Linked DNA regions of Homo sapiens: region 2 is linked to region 1. Evidence: read pairs that join two places in POLR2A ChIA-PET (ENCODE). Cell type or tissue: B cell. All regions are shown on one strand.

Evidence for each region. Peaks named below come from ENCODE experiments on the same cell type or tissue, not always from the same donor. Only the 100,000 strongest peaks of a DNase experiment are listed, where the experiment ranks them.
Region 2: POLR2A ChIA-PET joins it to region 1 with 9 read pairs; 1 of 35 experiments calls an interaction of 5 or more read pairs at or near these places.

What each region holds. Positions count from the first base shown.
Region 1 is chr1:92,911,937-92,914,436 of GRCh38, forward strand. The region is part of intron 1 of DIPK1A (divergent protein kinase domain 1A); the gene reads right to left. Among named protein-coding and RNA genes, the nearest start is that of DIPK1A, 48 kb to the right of the region's middle. In B cell, no CTCF peak of the experiment used is centred here; no DNase peak of the experiment used is centred here; H3K27ac peaks cover 310 bases.
Region 2 is chr1:93,155,779-93,158,278 of GRCh38, forward strand. TMED5 (transmembrane p24 trafficking protein 5) reads right to left here. Exons shown (of 4, transcript NM_016040.5): 3 at 522-705. Among named protein-coding and RNA genes, the nearest start is that of TMED5, 23 kb to the right of the region's middle. In B cell, no CTCF peak of the experiment used is centred here; no DNase peak of the experiment used is centred here; H3K27ac peaks cover 91 bases.

The sequences.
Region 1 (2,500 bases):
GAGGTTGCAGTGAGCTGAGATTGTGCCACTGCACTCCAGCCTGGGTGACAGAGCAGGACTCCATCTCAAAAAAAAAAAAAAAAAAAAAAAAAAAAGGGTACGTTTAGTTTTTAAAGAAACTGCCAAACTATTTTGCAGAGTAGTTATACCATTTTATACTCTCAACAGCAATGTATGAGTGATCCAGTTTCTCCACATCCTTACCAACATTTGTTGTCATTGGTTTCAATTTGTTTTAATCACAACACTACACATTTTAAAAATAAGGAATGAAATGTATCGATATAAGGATACTTATTAGGAAGAGAAGTGGACTTGTTACGAGAATGTTTAAGTTGCTGCCCCATCCCCAGCACTTACTAACACAGACTAACTTAACACTAAAGTTGTGATAGGTTTGTGGGCGTTAGTTTTTTATATGATTCATAACTTACAAATATTATATTCATAACTTACAAATAACATATATATAATATATATGCCAAACATTAATGTAATTTTAAAAGAAGATCTCTCATTATAGGTCCAAAAAATTCCCTCAGAACTAAAGGGGAAAATGCAGAGAACTAAAGTGTTATATGAATATATAGGTGTAATTTTCAAAATACTATAGAATGTTAGATACCTATAAAAAACATATTAGATCACTTTCAAGACCCACATACCCTCTTATCCAAGGCTTGATGAGTCCAAAGATCTAGAGCTTAGAGTCCAACATTCTCACTCAAATTTTCTCCAAAACCCAAGTGGTTATAAAAAACTAAAAGTCAGAGGCCAGATTTAATAATCTAAAATATGCACTTCTTTTTCCCTGATGGAGCTATACCTAATACATTAGACTACCAGCCACAACATCATGTATCTATATATATAAGCCATAGAGGCCAGGCACAGTGGCTCACGCCTACAATCCCAGCACTTTGGGAGGGCGAGGAAGGAGGATCACTTGAGTCCAGGAGTTTGAGACCAGCCTGTGCAACACAGCAAGACCCTGTCTCTATGAAATAAAAAAAAAAAATTAGCTAGGCATGGTGGCATGCATCTGTATACCCAGGTACTCAGGAAGCTAAGGCAGGAGAATTGCTTAAACCCAGGAGGTCGGGGCTGCAGTGAGCAGCCTGAGTGACAGAGTAAGACCAAGAAAAAGAAAAAGAGAGAAAAAAAAAGATAACAGAGTTAATCAGGCCATTATTTACAGCTATCTTATTCATGCCAAAACATGTTAGCTTCCTTTTTTAAAATCAAGTCACCAAGATGAGGTGTTAGCTTTCTAATTGCAGGATAAAATTCAATATTTAATGACTACAATACTGCAGTTTACACAATTTATTCCCAAGCTACTGATTGCTTCAACCCCAGGTCAGTCACCTAAGTTGACAGCAGCCCTGTATGTTTGCTCTAGTACTTTACAAATTATCATTCTTTTATACCATGATGTGAAAAAAAAAAGGGGAAAATACTGGTCTATTCATTTGTGTACCTAGTTGGAGAACATTTCTGCTTCGAGAAGACAGATTCTCAGTCAATAAATAAAAGATGGCAAAAATATCCATTTTGTCTTTCCTATTATTGGCTCCTTTTGTATTAATTAGGGTGAAAGTAGAGTTCTTTGCATGTTCCATGACACATTCTTTATAAGCAAATTAAATAATCTCTAAAGTTCCTTCTTGCTCCATGAGCTGTAACTGAATTATTTTATTGAACTGACACACAGAGGGCAGCAGTAAGTAATATACTGTATATGATACGTTATGTGCCTGGGGGCCTTAGCCAACTTCTCTGCCGCATAGCTCTCCCTCTAGCAAAGCTTTTTATTTTGGCCCTCTCTGCCTGTCTCCTCTGATCTGTATCTTTCTTTCTCCTCCTGCCAGAGCTTTCTTCCCATTTTGTCAGACTTAGAAAATCAAGAATAGATCAATATTACCATTCTGGAAAAAGGTAAGCTAATCAGCAAGAAGTCCTTAAACCCAATGTGTAAACAAATGGGATGTCTTGCCATACATACTCTGAGGCATTCATTCAATCAAAGCACACAATATTTTGAAGTCAAAGAAAATCAGTGAAATGATTATTAGAATATGCAGAGAATATAATATACATAGACACTCCATCACTGCAATTTCTTTTTCTCAGTTGTCTCTCTCTCTGACATCCAATTTGGGACAGGAAAGGAACTAAGGGTATAGAAAAAGTTAGGAGCAAAAGGCAATGGAGAAGAGAAACAGGTACCTAAAACAGTGCCTGACACATACTAGATTATCAGTAGACATCTGTCAGATGAATTGGATTAACGAGCATTAAAGGAAAGAAAACATTTTAAAAATGTAACAGTGGGGAAAAAAACCCACAGTGTAAAACAATGGCTTGTTCTAGGTTGTCTTTGTATTATCAACATTTTAATTATTAATCACATGTGAAGTTCTTTTATACGAGCTTCCCCTTAAAGTGGAAATAGGAAGACATCAGGGAGGCAACAAGGGAGTAGGGAAGAAGAAATACA
Region 2 (2,500 bases), 240 kb after region 1:
ATGATTTCATTTTTAAAAACCCAATTGATATAACTTTAGGTATTTACCTATTACATAATGCATGTGTTTATAATATTTCCTTCTTTGTATGTTTATCTGAACAATTTAGTATTCAGTAAAACACCCAATGTTTTAATACCACAAAATAGTTGTGAAATTAGAAAACATTTTACTTTTCATATGCCTGCTGTATAATCAGAAGCATAATCTATTTATAATTTAAAAATTCTAACTGCACATTTATAAAACAAACTTACCAAGATGCAGTCTTATTTGCACATCTGAAGCTATTTTTATAATAGGGTCCTGGAAGATAAGTTATTTGAAAACTATAAAAGGGCTATATTAATATAAAATAAAATTAAGCTGATACTTGAGGTCAAAGTATTTATGGCAAAAATAAAATATTAGAAACAGATTTTCCTGGATAATGCAGATAAAATGCTTAGTTCAGTAACTTATTACCATAGTAAGGCCTCTGGCTGTTAATAATTTTTATTTTATTAGAAGACCATACTGACCAGGATGTCTTCCAGTTTCATATCCAATATATCTGTGCCAGTAATATATTTCTTCCAATCTTCTTGTTCTTGTGCCTGTTCTCCCATATTATCCAGGATTAATTCAAAGAAAATCACCTTCTCAGAAATGGTGCTGAATGTATTGTCAAAGCAGAACATGTAATCACCAACTTCAGTCTCTACACTGTATAAAAAAAAGTACATGTTTTAAGTTACCTGTATTTCTATTTGTGATGAAAAGCAACTAAAGGTAAAAATAAGAAGTAACAGGCTGAGTGTGTTGCCTCACACCTGTAATCCCAGCATTTTGAGAGGGCAAGGCTGGTAGATCACTTTAGCTCAGGAGTTTGAGACCAGCCTGGGTAACATGGCAAAATCCTGTCTCTACAAAAAAATAACAAAAATTAGCAGAGTGTGAGGATTGCTTGAGCCCGGAAGGTTGAAGATGCAGTGAGGCATGATCATGCCACTGCACTCCAGCCTGGGCAACAGAGCAAGATCCTGTCTCAAAAAAAAAAAAAAAAAAAAAGAAACCAACAAAACAAAAAACAAATAACATAGTTTATAGTAATTGGACAGCTTACCCATAAATTTCCTTAGTATTGAAAGATAATTTATAATTTCTTGGGAAAGAAGCAACCTGAAAATATATATGTTCAAGTACAACTTAGACATGTTTGGCATTTACTCAGTAAATTATGGTTAGTGACCTCATTTTTGGAAAAGGATAGAATTAAAAACCTGTATACATAACTCATAATAAACTTTAATATTTATACATTATTAAAAGTATTTTATCATGAGTTCAATTCATATGCAGATATGACTGCCAACCTACCCTACAACTGAGATTAAACTGAGTTTTGTTTTCAAAAGCAGTGATGGATTGTCCTAAATGTCTTCTTCCAGGCCTCTTACTGATTTTGCCTATTAACTGCCACTGGCTCCCTTATAGATGTTTATGTTTGATCCTAAATGCTTTTTTTGAGAATTAAATAAAACTAGTTTATATTTTATTATTTAATTCTATAAAGGTAATTCAGCCCATCATTAATTATGCCAAGTGCTGAAGAAAAAAATGAATAATATCTGAATTACCAGTACCCTAGTTAAAATTAGTTTCCCATATTAGCGAAAGTTAAAAGCAGGGCCAGGTGCGGTGGCTCATACCTACAATCACAGCGCTTTGGGAGTCTGAGGCAGGATTACTGTAGGCCAGGGGTTCGAGATTAGCCTGGGCAAAAGTGAGACCTTGTCTCTACAAAAATTAAAAAATTAGCCGAGTACACACCTGTAGTCCTAGCTACTCGGGAGGCTTGGTTGAGCCCAGTACTTTAGGCTGCAGTAAGCTATGGTCACACCATTGCACTCTGGCCTGGGCAACATAGTGAGACCTTGTCTTTAAAAAAGAAATTACATTTAAAAGAAAAAGAAAAAGCCTACTTAAGAAAAACCAGTGACATACTCAGATGTTTGCTGCTCTTACAAAATTAATATAGCTAAAGATAAAAGCTTTGTTTAATGTTTAAAAAACAGATTTGTAGGCCGGGCACAGTGGCTCACGCCTATAATCCCAGCACTTTGGGAGGCCGAGGCAGGCAGATCACGAGGTCAGGAGATCCAGACCATCCTGGCTAACACGGTGAAACCCCGTCTCTACTAAAAAGACAAAAAATTAGCCGGGCGTGGTGGCGGGCGCCTGTAGTCCCAGCTACTCAGGAGGCCGAGGCAGGAGAATGGCGTGAACCCAGGAGGCGGAGCTTGCAGTGAGCCGAGATCGCGCCACTGCACTCCAGCTGGGCAACAGAGTGAGACTCCGTCTCAAAAAAAAAAAAAAAAAAAAAAATTTGTAAATCTGGTATAGTGATTAATAGTGAGTTGGACTGCCTGAATGTATATCCTGGCTTTGCCGTTCACTAGCTGTGTAACCTTCAGCAACTTAATTGTTCTATGCCTCAGTTTCCCCATTGGTAAAATAA